Regions from separate parts of the Mus musculus genome. Here region 1 is linked to region 2. The links are chromatin loops, found by intact Hi-C in ENCODE. Cell type or tissue: gastrocnemius. All regions are shown on one strand. Each heading gives the region's core, and the rest is flanking DNA. Links, peaks and the distances in the headings are about the cores only.

What was found. Peaks named below come from ENCODE experiments on the same cell type or tissue, not always from the same donor. Only the 100,000 strongest peaks of a DNase experiment are listed, where the experiment ranks them.
Region 1: a loop joins it to region 2, with 5 times the contacts of the local background. A loop is called at or near these places in 23 of 42 quality-filtered maps.

The regions. Positions count from the first base shown.
Region 1 is chr4:21,543,577-21,550,337 of GRCm38, forward strand. No RefSeq gene overlaps it. Among named protein-coding and RNA genes, the nearest start is that of Prdm13, 140 kb to the right of the region's middle. In gastrocnemius, for the core only: no CTCF peak of the experiment used is centred there; DNase peaks (open chromatin) are centred at 3,990 and 4,395.
Region 2 is chr4:21,810,882-21,817,642 of GRCm38, forward strand. Usp45 (ubiquitin specific petidase 45) reads left to right here. Exons shown (of 18, transcript NM_152825.2): 11 at 4,426-4,517; 12 at 6,001-6,057; 13 at 6,620-6,761. Among named protein-coding and RNA genes, the nearest start is that of Pnisr, 34 kb to the right of the region's middle. In gastrocnemius, for the core only: a CTCF peak has its summit at 3,418 (motif pointing left); a DNase peak (open chromatin) is centred at 3,357.

The DNA of each region.
Region 1 (6,761 bases), core at 1,611-5,610, 270 kb before region 2:
TACAAATGTGCAGCTATAGCCAGCTGACATTGTGCTCTTGATCAATACTTTCAGCAGAACGCCCACCCTTTCCTAGTGTTAGGCAGCAGGACTCATAGAATGTCCTGATGGCTTCCTTGTACAAGTTCAAATTCTACCAAGTGAAGCAGCATAGCTTTTATCATCTGTCAAATGTCAGAAATTAATTACCTGACTCAACACTAGATGTCTGACTGCTAGTAGCTTTCAAGCTCCCACACTCTCCCTTTTCTTTCTACTCTATATCTTGGAAAACTGATGAGAAAACTCAAATGCTTCTCCTTATGGTGCCAGTAAAAGCTCCAGTCATCAGGCCTTGAACCGCATACAGGAACCCTCAGCCCTCATAAACATAAAGCCCGAAGCAGTCACATCTACTTGACTCCCACTGACACTTTTGGATCTGCCCTAGAGACTGCTTTTTTTTATCACGCTTTTGTGGAACACCCAAACCAAACAAGGCAGGAGGAAAGGTCTGTACCACTTTCATAGAAAGGTCACAATATCTCTACACTATTCCTAACCAGAATTAATGATGTGACCAGAGATAAGATTAATTTAGAAATCCATTTCCCAAATTTTAACAATAGCAAAGTGTCAAAATTTAATTTTTAAATGAAGAATTATATTATAAATTTAGAATGAATTGTAGATATAGACATAGACATAGATAAATAACAAATTGAACAAGTTTATCAAGGTAATTCATCAAAAGACATAAGACTAATCCTAAATATATGGAGATGATTGTTTCCAGGTAAGGTTTCAGCATTACTTAAGGTGTCTGTCCTTAAGAAATTTTTGCAGAAATACTTAACACAAGCTAGAGTCATAAGGGAGGAAGGAACCTCAATTAAGAAAATATCTCCGTAAGATTGGAATGTAGGCAAGCCTGTGGGGCTTTTTCTTAATTAGTGATTGATGTAGGAAGGCCCAGACTGTTGTGGATGGTGCTCTCCTGGGAAGATGGTTCTGGGAAAAAAAAAAAAAAAAAAAACAGGCTGAAAAAGCTATGAGGAGCAAGCCAGTAAACAACACCCCTCCATGGTCTCTGCATCCTCTCCTGCCTACAGATTCCTGCCCTGTTTGAATTCCAATTCCTTCAATGGTAAGTATAAACCAAACAACCTTTTCTCTCACCAAGTTGCTTTGATCATGGTGTTTTATTATAGCAATAGTAACCCACACTAAGACATGGGTATAAAAGCTGACCATAAAGTTACCACAATAAAAAGAGTTGTGTGTTGGCATAAGTTCATATACAAGATCAGTGGCATAAACAAAAGAATCCAGAAACAGTGATATCTGTAGGAACTGGCATTAAGTAATATTATATTTAAATATGGAGAAGGGAAAATGTTTGTGCTGTGCCCTTTGTCCCAATTTGTCTCTGTGCATTGTCCCTACAGCACACATAAAGGATTATTTAATTGGCCTACTGTGGTGAACTGAGAAGTCAGCTCACAGTTTCTGGGTTTGCAGCCTCTGTTTCTGAAGCTCTACATGACCAGTGCGTCAGCATATCTGGACCATAGGAAGGAGGGAAAGTAGTGCCGTTCCTGTTACTGTCTTCTTTACTTCTTGGTTGCCATGAAGTGAGCATCGCTATGCCCCACCACACCCTCTCCCATGATGCTCTGTGTCTGTGAAGGTCCAGAAGCTAGACACCCAGATAACCATTGGCAGAAAGCTCTGAAGCCACAAGCCAAAATTAGTCATTTCATCTTTTAAAGCATTTCTCTCTGGACACATTGATAAAAAGCCACCTAGCACAACTGAGATCAGTGAAGTAAGCAGGGTGAATAGTGTCCTGACTCCTCTGAGATTTTTGTGTGTTCCAGAATGATCCAGCATACTACAAAGGAACTGAGCAGTCCATTGCTTTTGCAAAGCTCACTCTGCCACCAAGTGGGTTCTTGAGTTTAGACTGAACATTCTCTGTAGACCTCTTCTCCTGCCTTGTTCAAGCAATCAAATTTTCTCATCTTTAAAATCTTACTTTGACTCCCTGGCTAACACAGGTTCCTACACATTTTTTCTACAGTCTAAGAATTATTAGCTATAGAGTAGAAATATGTGTCCTACAGTGTCACCTTCTGCATCCCTGCTAAAGGAATGGGCAATGTAATACTGATACGTTCGTACAATTAACATTTAACTTCATTCAATATACCATGGCATCTTCTCCTTTCAAGCCTTTTTTAATATTTTATTTAATCTTTTATTGTACACTCCAGATTTTATCCCCCTCTCAGTCCACCCTCTGACTGTTCCACATCCCATACCTCCTCCCCCACGCCATCTTCAGGAGGATGTTCCCAGCCCACCAAACCTCCCCACTCCCTAGGGCCTCCAGACTCTTGAGGATTAGGTGCATCGTATTGAGAGAAGGAGAATTGGTCTCCCCCAGGGATTAGCCCTCTAATTGGTTCTTCAATACCAAGTGATCAGTTCTGAGAACATATACATATCAGCAACACAAGTGAGTTCAGCAGGTGGTGCTTATATATTTATTCATGTTATTATACAAACATAATCATTAAAGGAACACTGGCTATGAATTTGAGAGAGAATTGGGAGGGACATTGAACATGATAGAGGAGGCATAAAATTCTGTAAAAGAAAGAGAGAGAGAGAGAATTAAATAAATTTAGTTGTTCTGCCTGCTAAATTAAACATTAAACATGATAGTACTTGTTCAGTATGACATAAACAATAAATGCTGGAGTTTTTGCTTGTCATTATGAAGGTTTCTTTTGTCTGTGAACAAATTATTTCCCACTCAACAGCATGGGGGCAGCAACGACAATGTTCCAAAATAACTAGGGAAATTTTTACACATCTGTCTTAGAAATGCTTTTTTTTAATCTGTTTACTTTTATGTTCATATACATGGGTATTTTGCCTGACTGTATTTCTATGCATCATGTGCACACTTGATGCCCAAGAGACCAGAAAAGGGTGTCAGATCCTCCTGAGACGAGAATTACATACAGATGGTTGCAGGCTGCCATGTGAGTGCTGGCCATTGATCCTCTGGAAAAGCAGCCAAAGTTTTTAACCACTGGAAATACATTTTTATTTCAGATGGGAAAAAAAAATAAACTTTAAAGCAATAGGCTTCTCTTTTTTTTTTTTTCTTTTTTTTTTTTTTTTTTTTTTTTACTGTTTTTCTGACTTGGCTTATTTTTAATATTAAGAAGACAAAGTAAGATTTTCGTGAGAAAAAGTAAATACACAACAACAACTAATTGTGTTTATGATAAGTCTGTGTGTGTGGAGTGTACACAGAGAAATGACTAAAGCATACAACTCCAAGCAAGAAGTATGACTTGTTTGTACATGATAAAGCATAAGGAAACATTTATTTCATTACATTTTATTATCTGTGTTTCCAAAGTATTCAGTATGTTCAGTATATAAGGAAGACAGCATTAACAAGCCACTGTCTGTTTTAAACACTGACTATTCCTTACAGGCATGACAGAAGCCACTAATAGAATGTAAGAGATATGTTAGCCTCTGCTTATCTCCCATATCATTTTTTGGCCTTAGTTCCAGGCAGCATTTTCACATTTGCTTCATAAACCTGTTAGTAGGACGTTTCCTGCTTGCTAAGTTTTCAAAGGCTGTGAGTGATAGAACTAGGTTTTAACTGCTGATGCATTTCTAGCACCATACAATATATCACAATACAAGAGAAGAGTCACAAATGAAGGCTGAACAAGAGTGACAAATGCATGCTCACAAAAGAGCAATTGTGACTAAACTTAATAGAAAATCACTGTGACCATGTACAATGTCCAAATGTGCTGTACAGGCCTTGTCTGGAAAGCAGATGAGTGAGACCAGTCTGAATCATGTGGCTTCTGAGTTGCCAAAGGAAAAGGTAGGGGAATTGGCAAAAGAGGCCTTACAACAAGGGTCTCAGCAAGCCTCCCAGATTAATGCCTGCTAAACTGCTGTAACTCCTATTTGTGGACAGGTGAGCCATAGAGGTTGGCCTTGTCTTGCCTCAGGTGCTTTCAGAACCATCATAATTGATAAAGCAATGAGCCCACGATACAACTTCTGTGCAAACACAGAGAACATCCACACTCACAGTGTCTTATTGCATAGCAAGCTGTCAACCCAGAAAAAAAAAAAGGCTTCCAAGATGAGATCCTTATGAGCAAACACCAATTCCCAAAAAATCCCTAGTACCATGCTTGTTTCTTTTCTGTTCCATTCTTTCCTGGCGTTCACCCCTACTTTAGACATCCTTAGTAAAATAAGACTTCAGTTTTAAGGGCAGCATTTGGACCTTTCTGGCAGGGACTCCTGGCCTGGGCAAGCACACTTGATGATCATACGGTGTATGGACCCTCTTCTCATGACCATCTGCTAGAGTGGCTCTCTGCCCACTCACACGCTCACTGGATTGCTTCACTAGGACACAGGTGCCAGGCCATCATGGGTTTAAATGAGCAGACTACATAATAAAACAAAAATTTTCTCTTCCCTTCAGGAAGATCCTTCCCCCATGTCAACCTTAATACAGCATTTTGCATGGCTTCTGAAGTTTGATTAAAGTCATAGACATGATTGAACCAAGGACAATATTATAAGAAGCAACCCCTGAGAGACAACTTGTTATAGAAGAAAGCAACCATGACCACAACAGCTATGATGCAGGGAAATGTATGCATGAGCAATAATTATAGGAACCAAATATCCATAACTCCAAATTTGTTTAGTTGGATCTTGTGATGGTTGGGTTTTGTCAACTTGAATCAAACCTAAACATATCTGGAAAGAGGGAACTTCTGTTGAGAAATTGCCTCCATCAGATTGTCCACCGAGCAATAGGGGAATTTTCTTGATTAATAATTGATGTGGGACGGTTCAGCCCACCGTGAGCTGTATAAAAGAGCCAGCTTAGCAAGCCATGTGGTGGAAGTCAGAAGGCTGCATCCTTCCGTAGATCTCCTTCAGTTCCTGCCAGGAGTTCTTGTCCTGGTTTCTCTTCACTATGAACTGTCAGCTCTAAAATGATGTAAGCCCTTTCCTCCCCTAGATTGTTGGGGTCTTAATTTTAGTACCAGCAGCAAAAGGCAAACTATGACAGATCCTAGGAAGGAAAGAAGGAAGGAAGGAAGGAAGGGAGGAAGGAAGGAAGGAAGGAAATATCCACTGCGAGTGTGACTATCACTTGGCTTAAATAGAGAGAAGCAAAAGTAACATGGGAGTTAGCTTTTAAAAACATGCCACTGATTGATGAAATCTGTAGCCAGCCTCCAAATCCCAATGTTTTTAAGAGTTAAATGTGAATAAAAATTAAGCTATTGTCACTATGACCATGTTAAGTCACTGCAAAAGAGTGTCCAAAAAACATCTCTCTCTGAATCAGAAATTTGGCAACTGAAATAGCCAGTTTTAACTTGGGTCCTCGGTGGGGTTGCAGTCAGGAGCCTTATGTCTTAGCTATTTCAAAGCCTTCATTTGTACATATGGGATAAAAGATCTGCCAGCTGAGATCCCAGAAGTCCTCAGGCATCACCCTGTCCATCAGCTTAGCAATGTCTGACATGAGACAGCAGACAGAGAGGTATCCAACACCACTATAGAATGTCTTTTTCCACTAACATTTATTTTGTACTTATGAAGAAATGCATAGACACTAAATCATTAACTTTATAGAACCATTCCAAAACACTGTCCTACTTTGTTTTCTGTTGGTTTAGGCTTACACTCTAGGTCACAGTCTATTATTGAGGGAAGCCAAGGCAGGATCTTGAGGTATGTGTTGAAAGCAGAAACCTCAGGGGAGCACTGCTTACTAGCAAACTCCTTCAAACTTCCTCAGCTACCTTTCCTAGCCCCAGCCCATCTCTCTAGGGCTACTACAGTGTGCTGTCCTCTGGGCCCTCCTACATTACCTAGAAATTAAGGAAATGCCTCACAAATATGATCACAGACCAATCTTGTTGAGGCAGTTCTTAAGTTGACATTTCCCATTCCTGGCTTGTGTCAAATCTACAGCTAAAGCTAGCTATAATACTAAACTCTCCATATTTCCATAGAGGAGAATAGAAACTTCATGACTTGAATTTCAAGCCATATGGATGTTTTGACAACTTAAAAATAAAAATCTTTAAGCACAAAAATATTAAGTAAGATTTTAAAATTATTGTAGGTCTAAAAGAAACCCAAATGGCTATGTATGTGTCAGTTTGTGTACAAAAGTGCACGCTACCTCTAGGCTCCCTCAGTACCATAAGTACCTGAGGCTCTTCTTAGCTCTTTTACACTTCTTCAGTTCATGGGCTTCCTCTCCCCAGTTTCTCATTCCCTTATAACCCTATTATTTTTGACTATGCACTCTCTTGATTCCCTCCCTCTTGCCCCTCCTCTCTCGGTCCCCTCACTTTATTTCTCACTCTGTACCATCTCCTCTCTGCATCTTCTGTCCAATCTGTGGGCCATGCTCAGTTTGCAATGTTGTCTCTCTTCTCTGGACCCTTCCAGATGCCTCTGGCTGTTCTCTCCGTCATATCTACAATAAAATCCTCTGCTTAAGCATACCTTGGAGCAGTCATGTCTTTAGTTTACATGATTATTTTTTAGAAAATTTCCACAGTGTTAAAATAAAGTCCTCAGGTATTTGATTAAATATAAAAACTTGACTACTATTATCTGAACTCCCTTTTAAATGAGTTGCAGGGATGGTTTTACACATTAATCAACAAAGCAAAGACACCAAA
Region 2 (6,761 bases), core at 1,747-5,746:
CTCCAAGGTTCGGGGAACATGACAGGGTAGGTGAGGGAAAGGATCTAAGAACCAGGGAGGGTAGAGTGTTGGAGAACACCTTCCTCTGCACATAGCCTGGCCTCGCACTCAGGAACTTCCAGCCACTGTGCTTTCCAGTGCCTGAACAAAACTGTCCCGAAGAGGGGAGGGGTCGTAAAGCCTCTCCTTCCCTGAGTGCATTAATACGTTAGCGGTTGCTAGAGGAAGGAGATGGCCATGTGTCTGTAAGTAACCTCCCTTCACCCATTCTCCTGTACACAGGAGGACGGGATCAGTAGGAGTGGGAGATACAGAAGTGTTATGGATAAATATGATGAAGGACATGTATGAAAATGTAATGAAACTCCATTATTATATAACAGGAATATATGCTAATAACCTAAAACAGGATCTTTACAGAGGAGCAATTGAGGACGTGGACTTATCTCTAAGGTAGTAACCTTAGGAGGAGAGTGCGTCTCCCCAGGCTCTGACCTATGGTGCAGGGGAGCAGAGGCACTACCCAGTGGTGTATCTTCCCTTTTCACAGTGTTAAAGATGACTCTGTCTGCACTATTCCTACAGCTCCTCCACGTGGGACATTAGGAATGTGTGAGCTGCTGATATCAGAGCTGTAGAGTGAATTTGTCCAGGTAGTTGTAAATAAATGCACATTAGAATATATTACTTTAGTATTACATTGGATTTTACAGCTACAATGGTGTGTTGCGTTTTAAGGTGTGTGTGTGTGTTGCAAAGATACTATTGTGTAGTACTTGAGTCTTGTGGGCAATGACTGAGGAGACAAATCATAGAGGAAATAGTCCTACGTCGCTTAGTACGTCAGATAGTGCTGTGTATTTAAGATGAAACTGTGGGATCTGTTTTACATATTGAAAAAAACATTGTCAACTGCAAAATGCCATGATTTTTCTGTGAGCCCTAGTTCTTGTCCAGGCTTCACAGTCATGTTCTTAATCCTTGCTAACTGGAGTCTCTTGGTTGTAAGAATTAGAGCCATGTACAGAAGCATACCTTATATGTTGAGAAGACTAGAATCTTGTTACATGTGGCTAGGATTCAGTTCGTTCTAATTTGTGAGAGACTATTCTAGCAAGAGTGTCTCTGTTTGAATGTTGCAGTAAGGGTCAGGTGGGTGTGGCTTCACAGACGCTCCCTCAAAAATGGGTTTGTGATTAGAGCCACTGTGCTACAGGGTGGAGGACAGCTTTAATTATTTCATAACTGGCCAATGTGGGCAGTGTAGGCAGGTAGTTGGATACAGTGGAAAGGGTCATACCCTTCTCTGTTAAAGGGAGGCAAGAAATCTCTAGGGCTGGGCACAGAGGCAGAGCACAGAGCAGCCTCTTTCCAGTGACAAGGCTGCACAGCTGAGAACCGACTCCCCCAAATTAAGGGGCTGGAGATGCTGAGTTCTTAAAAGCGCTTGTTGCTCTTACAAAGGACCCACATTCAGTTCCCAGGCTCCGCAGAGGTGGCTCATCGCCATCTGTAATTCCAGGTCCAGAGGACCCAACACCTTCTGACGTTCACGTATATGGTATTTATGTTAAGCAAAACACTCATACATTAAATAGATGAATCCAAAACTAAAAATTAGAAAGGGAATACTCTCTCAAGGAAAAGGATGGGGAGATACGTGCTCAGTGTTAAAATTAACTAGACTAGATGCCAGAGATGCTTGCTGGGGGCCTGTCCGGGCCTGTGAAGGACTTGAAAAACTCCAATCATCAACAGCAACCGGCTTTCTAGGTGAGGAAACTGATGAGTGGTGACTAAGACCAGGTAAGGAGACAGGACTCAAGTGGTGCTTCTAGAAGGTGCTACTTTGATGCTTTGTGCTTGAGAAATATAGGTGACATTATGTCACTATAGAAATGGGTATCAACAGTCTTCCTATGAAACCCATACTTGAACATTTGAAAATGCTGACTCAGGATCTGTCCGCAAGAAAGAATGTCTGCGATAGAAAGAACACGTGACAATATATGGGTGCTTGTTTTTCTTTTACCTATTTTTGTTTGTTTGGTTTTTCAAGACAGGGTTTCACTGTGTAGCGTTGTCTGTTCTGGAACGCACTCTGTAGAGCAGGGTGGCTTCTAACTCAGAGACCTACTAGCCTTTGCTTCCCAAGTGCTGGAATTAAAGGAGTGAGCCACCATCACCTGGCTGCATTTTTTTAATTGAACTAATATCACATGTATAGATTGACACATCCGTACATAGGACTTCAGGAATTACGGAAAGTAGCGCCCTCTCTTGAGAACTGAGCTCTAGCACCTTTATGTTAGATGAGGAGGCTTGCTGATATACCTAAGGGTTTTCTTCTTAAATGGCTTTTAATTACTATTATTGTTTTTTATAATTTCACATGTACACTTTACAATAGTTGTATCACATCTAGAGAATGAAATTTGGTAGCCCTTCCCCCTGTCTTCTGGCTCTTAAATATTTCCTGTCCCCTCTTCTGCAGTGTTCCCTGCCTTAGAGGGAGTTGTGTAAGTGGCTTGATTAGGGATGGGCCCAGACTATCTCTTTATTTTCTGCATCCTGGGACAGCCATGAGTGTGAGCACACCACTGTTTATTGTAAGGAGGGGCTTCTCTTATTTAAGTCAGGAGACACTTGTCTATAGAAAACGGTTCGCTGCTATGTCTAGTTCACCATCAGAAGCGTGTTCCCCACATGAGTCTACCCTCCCCCCCCACCCCGCCCCTGTACCTCCATTGATTCCCAGGCTTACACTCTCAGGCGTTGGTTCACCACCTCTGGAGAAGGTTTAAGCCCACTTCTGAGGGCAGCCACCTTACCTAGTTTTAATCTAGACAAAATGCCTATAAGCTCCAAAGATGTTGCAGACTCACTGTTTATTTAAGAGACTAATAATAAATAGCAGCAAGTCTTGACTCCTTCAGCCTTTTGCTACAGTCTGCCAACATGAGACAAGCCAGTGATTAAGCAAGGCTTGTTCAGATATTGCAGTTCGAGTTTATATCCTGTGACATCTAATTCTCACTTAGTGTACATTTTGTTTTGAGATTCTGTTAGTATGAGCTCATCATTGTAAAGGACACTGTAAGATGTCGTATGTATTTTATTTCTAACTTTATTTTTGTGGTATTATACTGTTTATAATATGTGACTAATTTATAAGCAAGTGCTCTAACACTGTTGTAGTTACAGTTGGGACAGTGGTACACACCTTTAATTGCAGCACTTGGGAGGCAAAGGCAGGTGGGTCTCTAGGAGTTTGAGGCCAGCTTTGTCTACATAGTGTGTTCCAGGACAGCCAGAGCTACATAGTGAGACCCTGTCTCCCAAGGAGGTGGGTGGGGCATAATTTCTCCAGCATGTGCCTTGTTACTCTGTGTTGCAATGCTGCCATCTAGTGCATGCATAGAGCAATAACGCTGGTTTTCTTTCAACTGTGTCTCCTTTTTGTGCATTTTTTCGTAAGAAGACAGAATTTCTTAATAGTTACTATAAAATGTCTATTGGTTTTAAAGTATGTCTTCTCTGTTATTCAGTGCTTTGGATAATGCCTTTTAATAGTTTTCAACAAAGGTAGAGGCTTGCAAAGGATAGATTTTAAAAGCCAGTGAGCAGTTTTGTTAATGTACTTTCTGTCAGCTGGCTAATGGTGGCGCATGCCTTTAATTCCAGCACTGGGAGGCAGAGGCAGGCGGATCTCTGTGAGCTTGAGAGCAGCCTGTGTGTGTGTCAACTAGTTTAACTACACATACTTACAGCCTATTGTTTGGTCAGTGTCTCCAACACCAGTTATTTTACGGCCAACCATTAGCACAGCTTCCTTTGATTCGTAAGCACTCCATAAATCAAATGATTTCAACTTTGAAAGTAATCACCAAGCACGTGTGTGTGTGTGTTTATACTAATTCCCCAGGTGAGTTCTTATTCTGTGCTTCACACACTGTATTTTATACCCCCTTTTATTGCTCTGATTCTGGAATCTTTAGCCTTGAAGCAGCTATTTTTCCCTGTCCTGTCCACCTTTAGATTAGATACAGAAATGTCAAAAAAGTTAATAGGAGCAGCTTGGGTGTAGTATGAGCTAGTAGTTACTGCTATATTTACCTATTAAAATAATTTGCACTGGCAAGATGACTCAGCAAGTAAAGATATATGCTGCCAACCCTGGCAAGTGGAATTCAATTCCTGGGACCTACATGGTGTTAATTCTTAAAGATTATGGAACTCAATAGTCACAGTTCCTCTACAAAATTGTAAAGGAGAAAGATGTAATGTGATATATTAAAATACATTATTGGATATAATAGAGAAGCTATATTTTATCCAAATGACTTGAGTAGTAGCATGTCACTCTCGGATCAGTGGTTGTTCTGTGAATTTTTTTAATTTAGAAGAAATGTGTTCTTTTAACAGCCTATGGAAAGGAAGGTGTGAAGATGAACTTCATAGATCGCATCTTTATTGGCGAATTAACTAGCACAGTCATGTGTGAAGAATGTGCGAACGTATGTACCTAGAATTCACTTCATGGAATACACTACAGTCACATTGCTGTGTTGTGTTGCTTTATTTCTCAGGTATCACGGTGGTTATCAGAAGATAACAATAGCAAAATCATGGATGTGATCTAATAAATTGATGATAGACTTACTTTCAATAACAAGAAGTACTAATTCAAATTCCCAATATTTGCTTCATACACAAATAAAACCTCTTAAAGGACAGTAGTGGTGTCTCAGAAGTAACTAGTTTTGTGCAAGTGAACTGCCTTTCCTTTATAAAGCTTTGCTTGCCCAGGCTCTAAGACTTATAGTACATGAAACCCATTACTGCAGAAAGTAGAACTACACTGTTATGACAGTGGCCATCACTTAACTTCCCTGTAGAAACCCTATGGATAAAGGCTACAGGGATTCTGAGTAGAGTGTATTTCTCCTGTACTCAGCATGCTAGTCAGCTTTTCTAATCTAAAACAGCCAGTGATAATGACAGCAAAGAGTTTTCCTTCTACATGAAGTCTTGTCATTAAAAAAACCTTGGCACATGGCTATGCAATGATTTTCGTAATATCTGCCTTCCACTTCTAAGTGGCAAGCACACTTCTAAGTGTTTCTAAGTCCGTGTGTTTCTGTGCTGTGTAACTGTTTTTCCTCTTGACTTCCTTGTGAGGTCCTTAGGCTTTTCCTCACTCCATTCTGCTGTGTATGTGTAGCTCAGGCTTTGAACTGGAGTTCTCCTGTGTCAGCTTCCCGAGTGGTACATGTCAGATAAGCCTGGCTGAATGGATCAAATAGGTTAGCTTCTAGTTTAGACTGAGATGAGAGAGACATCTCTGAAACAAGTAATGGTCATAGTGCCCCGTCCTAAAATGTGGGGACAGAAAAAGACTATCACATTCGATTCGGGTTTTTGGGGTTTGTTTGTGTTATGTGATGTACAAAGGGTGTGTGTGTATGTGTGTAGAAACTCTTACTCTTCACTTAATCTTTGATTTTGAACTTCATATTTAAATGCCAACTTCAACAACGTAAAGCAGGCATGAACGTTTATAGATTTTTCAACTGCTTGTTAAGAAATATTTCTGAAAATGTGGTTGACTACAATAGATTAAACTTTTATCAGATTTTAATAAGAATAAAAATTTTCCAGGTCTTCTATCATCTCTAGTTTTAGAAAACAGGGATTATTGTATCTCCTCTTACTTATGACACTGAAACATAAAATGTGACTATAACTATTACTACATTTTATACAGCATTGGACAGAAATGCTGATTTCTCTCTTATACCAGTATCTTCTAAAACAGATTATCCTGAGAAATCGGTCAAATGCTTGTCTACTTTTTATTCCTAACACTTCATACAGTATTTTAACTTATAAGTTAAAGTTATAAGTTGTCTGAGAGGTTTGACTTGTTTTTCTCTTTAACAACAGTGTGCATCTATGCTAGAATTCTAACCGAATGTCTCCATCTTATTTTCCTTTAAGATCTCTACCATGAAGGATCCCTTCATTGATATCTCACTTCCTATCATAGAAGAAAGGGTAAGGAGGAGAAATCACAACATTCTCATAAAGAATATGCATCTATTCAATTATTTAAACATCTGTTGGCTTTATCTGTTACAGAGTCATGATTTACACAGAATTAGGTCTGTGTGGTGTGTTTGATACCAGGTTTGCGTATGTGTGCATGAAGTATATATATTTTCTTATTCCCGGGATTAAATCTTTTAACCTTGTATTTTGAAATTGTTAAGAAAATTACCCTTTTAAGTGGGCTGGAGAGATGGGTCAGCAGCTAAGAGCCCTGGCTGCTTTTCCATAGGACCCTGGTTAAGTTCCAAGCACCCTCACGACTTGTGAGCTGACAGCTGTGTGTAACTCCACTTCTAGTTCCAAGGTGAAATTCAGTACCCTCTTCTGGCCTCCGTGGGTCTGCATGCAAGTGGTGCACAACATCCATGCCATCAAAACACCCATACTAATAGAGGAATTTTAAAAATATATTTCTTAATAAGAAAATTTTCTTTTTATATTTCTAGTAAGTTACAAGTGTTAAAAAGAATTCATTCGCTGAAAATGTTTTATGTTACATGTGGCATAGGTTTCAAAACCTGTACTTTTGGGGAAAATGAGTAAATGCAGAAGTTTACAAGAAACAGACCAAGATCATAACAAGGGCACCGTGACTGTAGGAAATGCCCATCAACCCAGAGCTTCCAGGAAGCACTCCTCACCTAACGACA